Regions from separate parts of the Homo sapiens genome. Here region 1 is linked to region 2. A link is a loop called in an ENCODE intact Hi-C map of the cell type or tissue named here. Cell type or tissue: IMR-90. All regions are shown on one strand.

Evidence for each region. Hi-C counts contacts between places; a loop is a spot of excess contacts. Peaks named below come from ENCODE experiments on the same cell type or tissue, not always from the same donor. Only the 100,000 strongest peaks of a DNase experiment are listed, where the experiment ranks them.
Region 1: a loop joins it to region 2, with 14 times the contacts of the local background. A loop is called at or near these places in 1 of 110 quality-filtered maps.

Annotation. Positions count from the first base shown.
Region 1 is chr5:123,609,229-123,613,228 of GRCh38, reverse strand. The region is part of intron 13 of CSNK1G3 (casein kinase 1 gamma 3); the gene reads right to left. Among named protein-coding and RNA genes, the nearest start is that of CSNK1G3, 99 kb to the right of the region's middle. In IMR-90, a CTCF peak has its summit at 1,935 (motif pointing right); a DNase peak (open chromatin) is centred at 1,938.
Region 2 is chr5:123,156,801-123,160,800 of GRCh38, reverse strand. It overlaps PRDM6 (PR/SET domain 6), which reads right to left. Exons shown (of 8, transcript NM_001136239.4): 5 at 1,163-1,287. Among named protein-coding and RNA genes, the nearest start is that of PRDM6-AS1, 68 kb to the right of the region's middle. RefSeq lists a silencer at 2,674-2,893. In IMR-90, a CTCF peak has its summit at 2,343; DNase peaks (open chromatin) are centred at 2,420, 2,880 and 3,710; H3K27ac peaks cover 157 bases; H3K27me3 peaks cover 473 bases.

The sequences.
Region 1 (4,000 bases), 450 kb before region 2:
CTGAAAAAATCACTGATCTGCTCCCACCAAAAAAAAAAAAGAAAAAAATTAAATACACATCTATCTTAAATGCCTCACAATCCTTCAAATAAAGGCATGAAGGTATGGCATTTTCCCCTTCCAGACATAAAAGAGTCTATTAAAATATACAACATGACAGACACTACATATAGTTAGGCACCTTTTCTTTTAACCTTTAAACAGTCAACCCCTTCCTAAGGTTGAATTTACTTTTGGCGCAGGCAAGCATGGTTGAGTATCCCTGGTTTCCACTGAAGTCCTCTGTGGGTATGTGGGCATGTTTATAAATCATATTTTGTAATAAAAGCAAAGTATATTTATATACATGGTGATTTCATCATCGAGAGCTGCCAATTCAGACTGTGTATAATATGCCCTTATAAAGATGTTTCTATAATTCTTACTAATCTATATTCATAGAAGAATAGTTTTGGCCAGGAGGGGTGGCTCATGCGTGTAATCCCAGCACTTTGGGAGGCCAAGGTGGGCAGATCACAAGGTCAGGAGTTCAAGACCAGCCTGACCAACATGGTAAAACCCTGTCTCTACTAAAAATACAAAAATTAGCCAGGCGTGGTGACAGGCACCTGTAATCCCAGCTACTCAGGAGGCTGAGGCAGGAGAATCACTTGAACCCAGGAGGCGGAGGTTGCAGTGAGCCAAGGTCGCGCCATTGCACTCCAGCCTGGGCGACAGAGTGAGACTCTGTTCCAAAAAAAAAAAAAAAATAGCTTCAAGTGTCCCACCCGGCAAAAGATTACAGAATATAAAATAACTACTAGGTATGTTTTATATACTTCTGTGAAATAAATGTAAACAGAAATCTACACTGTCCAGTTAAATTACATAATCTCTCTACCCACATTATCTTTAGTCAAAAATAATTTTAAATTATTTATTGTGATTTCTGCCATAATTATGAAACTACTATGAGGGTACTGCAAACCAAATTACACAACTGCATTTTTTTAAGTAAACCAAACAGTAAACACCGACTAGACCGTGGAATGTAAATAATTTAAAATTGTGGACCAGCTGATAAAGATTCAACTAGAAATATATGTAATGATGAATGTTTATCAACTTTACTCTCATGGAGGTGACTAGCAGAAAGAACTGAAATGGATTACCCAGTCAAGAGCCTAGAGAAGAGCTGCCACAGTACAACAAGACTACACATGTAAGAGATTTGATCTGGATTTAAAAAAATAAGTCAAATTTATTTTTAACTGTCAGCTACCTAATATTTCTCAAATCTCAATTACTTTCTAAAAGATAAAATCCTTTACTCCAAATGAACCTTTAAATTTAAGACTTAGAAAAGAGCAGAAAAATATCCAAATAGCAGAAAGCAAGACATAAAAATAGGTATTTAGAAGTGACAGACCAAATACTTAGAATATTAAATTTAAGAATATGGCCATATTTCAATGGAAATTTATTGTTTGATATAAAATTCCTTTAATAATGTTCACTATTCTTAAACACTATCCTTTCAAATTCCAAAGTAGATTCTTTCAAAATTTTCTAAAGTTGTATTAGCCCTTTGAAATGGGCAATTTAATGTAATACACATTTTGATGAACAAGACAAAGTCCCAAATTTTCTACACTTGTATCAGCAATTTACTTTGCTTAGTTTGTATTTCCAGTACTGAGAGTTCTGAGAGTTGAGTTCTGAGAGTTGAGTTCTTTACACTTAAGTAATCTTTCCTTCAACAGTGTTTTACTGAACTACGCCAAGCATTTATTTGAGACTAAATAAGATTTTCAAATAAATTCTAATGGCCCTTAAATTCAAACACAATCTAAAAAGGACATCTATTTTAAATAATTCCCACTAAATAAAGAACGTCCTTATAAAGATTTGCAAAAGTAAAGCTGGCATGCTATTAAAGTTACTACCACCAGAGGACAGCATTGCCTTATGTGATACAAATGCATCCAAATAGACAAGAGAGAGGTTCTCAAAATACGATATACTTACAGAAGTTAGGAAGTAAATTGATGTTTTAACCTTATGGCTTATTTCTTAAGATAAAAGTAATTACCGAAACAGCTAATTTATAGTCTTAGAGATTAAGAAATCAGGTCTCATCTCAATTGCTTCCTCTTCCCCAGCACTTAATCTGAAACAGTGCTGCTCCCATGTAGCCACTTGAGCACACTATTGTTTTATTTTTCTGTAATAACTTACTCCTACTTTGAAATTATTTTATTTATTTATTATCTGCCTTTGCACTAGAATTTAAGCTTCATAAAGGACTGCTCACAGTTATAGCCCAACAAACTGGCACAAAGTTAGTACTTATTTAATAGTGGTCCTCCCACTTCAGCCTCCTGAGTAGCTGGGACTACAGGCGCCGAGCTGGTAAATTTTTTTTTCATTATTTTTAGTGGAGACAACATCTCACTATGTTGCCCAGGCTGGTCTCAAACTCCTGAGCTCAAGCAATCCTTCCACCTCAGCCTCTCAAAATGTGAAGCTACATCTCTACTCTAAAATTCTTTGGGAATATATGTTAAGTCCTACTTATGATGAACTTTAGAAACAACCTTAGTTTCTTTAAATACAATTAGGCAACAAACAGGCAATCAAAATGGATCAAAGTCCTAAAACACATACAGGCTTGTGCTATTGACACCGCACCACCATTTCTCCTTTGTTCATTGCCTTTTTCTTCATATATTTGTATATACTTCCTTCTCTCAAATCCACCCAGAAACTGAAGCATGTTTCCCTATCTGGATATGATGTTCTTATTTATCCCTTCTAAGATGACTCATTGCTCATCCTTTGGTTGAGAGACTGTTGGTACCTCCTAGAACTAACCACGTAGGACTCCAGAACCTAGTTTCTCCTGACCTGGGTTGATGAGTGTACAGAAAGTATATTTTATGGCATCTAATCTTTAATTCTTTGACAAAGAATATTTCCCCTTAAGGTTTAAACCTGAAGTGTAATTTCATATCTCTGGATCTCTTGATTTAAAGAAAAAACGAGGAACCATTTAGCTAAGCAAGAAGAGTTTAGATCAGAGAACAAGATCATCTACAAAATTACTCCAACCAAAAGCCTGCAGGCCCATCTTCATCTCCAATTTCTTCCTCCCTATCCACTTGCAACTAGTCCCTTAAGTCTGAAATGACTTTCAAAATTTTCCCATTTTCTCATGTTGGCTGAGTTCTGAACTTTTCAACTTGCCTCCACCACTGCTAAGCACCTTTTAAAGGACTTCCCAGTCTAAGTCTCTCCTCTCTCCAATCTGCCATCCAAATTGCCCCCATCATAAATATGCCATGCCCTTTTCCTCTCAAATCTCATCAATGATTCTCCATTGACTAAAGCATTAAGTTCACAGAGCTCTTCAAGAATTTTGTTCCCAACCTATTTCCACCCTCCTCTTAGTCTCATTCTCCATTAGGCTTCCTTCCCAGGTGGCCTATACTATGAATGGAAGGAAGGGAAAAGTAAGAAAAAGCAAAAATCTCCTTGTCATTCCCAGAACACACCACGTGGGATTTCTTACCTCAGTATCTTTGCACATGCTCTTCTTTCCACTTAAAATCCATTTGCTCTCTCCCAAAAGAGTTATACAGTCTCTGTCACTTTGTATTATAATTTTTATACCTCTCTCTTCCTCACTGAACTGATCTCTTGAGGAAATAAATTATTCTTTACTTATCTTTACAGTTCTAGAGACTATCAAAGTCCTGAACACTTAGTATTATAGAAACTAAACAAATGGTCCAATACTATAATCTTAAAACATTTTTTAAGGAATAGTTTGTTTACTAGAGAATACTAACCCAAAATAGAAATTATCCATCTAGTTTCATAGGAAAACTTAATTTATATTTTTAAACCATTTTCTGCAATCTGCTGAACCCCAGGAAGTGACATAAGCCTCATAACTGCTGCCAAATTAATTTTCCTAAGGATCAACCTGATCATATTGTTTCTTGGCTTAAAACCACAT
Region 2 (4,000 bases):
CAGAGGAATGTACTGTATGTGCAAAGATTTATTTTTTGATTTGAGATTGGTTTTGGGGTTAGGGTAAAATAGAAAAGGAAAGTTGATAGTAATAGGCTTTTTGACGATTTTTCTTTTTACAAAGAAATTAAAGACAAAATGGGAAAGAAATATCTGACGATCAGCATTTTGATCAGTCATAATATGAGCGTTTTTAAATTGCAGTTTTTGTGTGAGTGCATGTGTTAGAAAGTGGAGAAGAAAATTTTAAAAACCCACTTTTTTCAAAATGAAGTTTCTTATCCATTATCAAAAGATATCTGTTATCTTTGTTTCTTTTTGTAGCATAACATCAAACTATCAGCTCACAAATTAGTCAATGTGGTGACAAGAAAACACAATATCACTGAAACCAGTGTTTCTCACTGAAGCATATCAGAATAACCTAATTCTGTTCCAAATACGAAATCACTTTAAAATACTTTTCAAATAACTGATAGAGCAGAAATATAAAGTTTACATGAAAGTTGCTGCAAGTTCACATTTGCCTAGATGTTAATTCTTTTAAAGATAATGGTTGGCACGGTAATAAAGATAGGAGAAAATTACATGTTTCCAGACATGGTTTTAGACAAAAAATTTAGAAAGACACAAATTCCTCAGTCACATATCTACCATTTTAAATATTATTTCTCATGCAAATGACTATGTAGGAGGAAGCACACCCAATCAACTAAAGGGGTGTTACCCCTGATTAAATGTCATTGCTTTCTTATTACTTCATTTTTGCATACAGTGTGGCTCCCACAGGACTGTACATCCCTTCAGAGCAGAAGGTGAATCTTACACTGCTCTTGTAATCCCTAAGGTGGCAAGCATAGAACCAGACACATAGTAGGTACTCAGTGAATACCAGCTGACTTAACTTGCTTCAACTATTATTTAAAATTCTGGCAAAGGCTTTGAAGTTGTTGATAAGTGAAGGACTGGCCCATACAGGTTAAGATGCCCTAGAGAAAGCAGATGACATGCAGGGAAAAGAAAACGATGGAATAGACTTGTATATGTTTGTGTTACTTATTACAGTGAACCACGTTTCATGAGTTTCAAAAAAAGCTCTTAAAAAGTTAGCTTTGAAATAGGTATATTGAAATGTGAATTCAGAGCTAAAATAAATTCTTACAGTTTTCATCCTGGGCAATGCATTGTAAGGGGATCCCAAAGAAAGACGTATAGCTGTCATTGTACCACACCAGAAGCTCGGTGCCCCTAGGGATATCTATACAGGCTCGGTAGAATATATTCGACCTATTCAAAACAAAAGAAAACCCAGCTTAGTAATACATAGGACTCATGTGCCCCCATCCATATTTTTATTGCCCTGAAAAAGTTCTACGCAGCTCCATCTAAACAGTTTCTGTTTGTAATAAATTTACATCCAACTGATTGTCCCCAGCAACCAATTAGAGTCTGTAACTCAGTGTGATAAACAGCATTCAATTTATTTCCACAATGACCCTCCCTAGAATGAACTGGCTGAAGAGACAGATATTTAGCCCAGGAGACATCAGAAAGGAAGAATTAATTTTAAAAAAATTTCATCTCACACTAATGAGAAAATTCCCTCCTGGAAAATTGCAAAGACACTGGTGCCCCAACCTCATATATAAATACTATTGATTTCTTATTTGAAGGAAAAGCATTAAATGTATTATTGCAACTTGGCATTGGGAATTCCAAAATTTGTAATAAAATTAAGCAGCTTTGTGATATAAGGACTCAGGGAAATAAAAATCTTCTCCACTGCTCTTCTAAAGTTTGATACAGGAGAAGAGAAAAACCCTCTGATGTGAAATGGATGGAAATTCAATAAATACAAGAGGAGCACTTTACTCTGGCTGAAAGATTACACTCTGAAACGATACAGTGAAGGTACTGAAAAATGAACATTTTTTATAATAGCTTTGGTACTGTAAAAAAAAAACCTACAGATTAAAAAAATGAGGAGACTGAGACTGGTTTTCTCAATGAAGAACTGCTATTACAAATATGAACCTCAAGTTCAAGATAAAAGTGTGTAGGGTTGGTGGGCCTTAAATTTCTCCTTTCTGTAAGGAATTGGCTGTAGCAGGGCAATTTGTTCCTTGTATAACACTGCAGACATAAGGCGAATGCTTCTCCACATTTTTCATGGCAGTGAGATATGCACTTGTCAACATATTTTGTCACCACAAAGTGGCTCTTGGCAATAGGATCATAAAGATCAATAAAAAAGTGCAGATTCTCAATATTGTACTTGCAGCTGCAAAAATTTCATTTATCTTGTTATTTTCCTTACTTGCTGCCATTCTGTCTCATGAGGGCACTGCTAGCTAAGCAGAATGTTTTTCCCAACATTCTATGAATATCTGACAAAAACTCCAGCCAGTTGCCTAGCTCTTGCTACCCTTCCTCCCTCTGCATCTCCAAGAGCTCTGCATTTTATTAATTCTTTCCACTGCTACATAAAAAAATCAAAATTGGAGCTGAGCTATAAATCACTGGCATCTTCTAACTTGAGAAAAATTGAGTCTACTTTGTACTTCACCCTTGCAACATTTCATCTCTCGGTTTGGCTTCCCTTAATATAAACACTGCGCCCAGCAAATGAATGTGCTAAAACCAAATGACACACTTTGCTGCTGAAAGAGCAGAACTGTTTTCGAGCAATGGGTGGTCTTCTGAGGCACCGAATAGGCCGAAAGGCGGAAAAAAATGTGTAAGCGTACACCATTCCTTACAAGTGGGCAGAGCTTCCAAAACTCGCAGAAATCTCTGCATGTTGAAGCACATCAAAGGGATTTTTCCCTTTTCAGATAATATTTCCTTTGCTGACATGTATTTAGTATTGTGGTTGGATGACTCATAAAGATAGCTTCATGGCGTCCCAACGCAGTTGAAGTGGAACACATGCCAATAAACATTATTGTCAGCCTCAAAATAAAAACAAAACGTTCAGCTAAGGGTCAATCAATCAAGTGTGCTTTGAAGAAAATTCCATTTAGATATTACAAATCATAACAGAATGAATTTAAACCAGCTGACTTTTTGTGAAGAGGACATTCATGTACAATAAAAATTAGCCTGGCTCTTCAGGGTCCAACTTTTCTATTTTCTTACTCTTGGACGTGGTCACTGGTGATGAATGCCAGTTTTTAAAATTGGGCTTTTGTATTTCATTTTGTAAAGATCTGAAGTAATCGAAAACAGATCGGCAGAGAGAGCTCATAGTGTAAGCGCCGTCATGAAAGGGGGAGTTGTAAAAAACCCACTTAATATTGACAGATAGGCAATGACTTACCCGTGCCCACCTTCCTCTTAGGGGGTTCTTGTTTTCCCAAATTCAGAATTTGCCTCTATAGCTCCCTGGGTACCCATTACAGAACCAAACTATCTCTTACTAAGTGGACAAGTACAATCTTCACTAATTTTCTAGCTCAGAGTTTTATAAAAAACCTCACAACAGAAATGCAGCTGTAATAAAGGTGAATAAAGCCCACATACAGCAGTGTAATGAAATACTGTCTTGTGCTACTTCATTTAAACTGTTATTTAATGAAATAAAACTGCACTGAAAACCAAGGCGGTGAGTCACATACTGCCCACATTTTTTTTAATTGAAGACCTCAGAGAGCAAGCCAAATTTGTGCAGCCTTTAACCAACAAGGGGAAGAAAGTTAAAAAGAAAAAACTTAAGCTTCGTTTAAAAAAAAAAAAAAAGGAAAGGAAAATAAATAGCCATAGGCAGGACTCCAAGTTGCTGAGCACAGAGCCCTCTGCTTTGATGTGTCTGTGGTGCCTAATAAAGCTAAACAGTTGCTTCTGATTCTAAAGAGAACACGGCTGTTTATAACTGAGGTCATATATTTATATAGCACACGTTTTCGAGGGATTTTGAGAGAAGAAGGCTTAGTGGTGGGGCTTTTTTCCTATTTGATTTGTTTTTGCCCTCTCATCTCCACTCCAGCCTTCCTTAGCACTA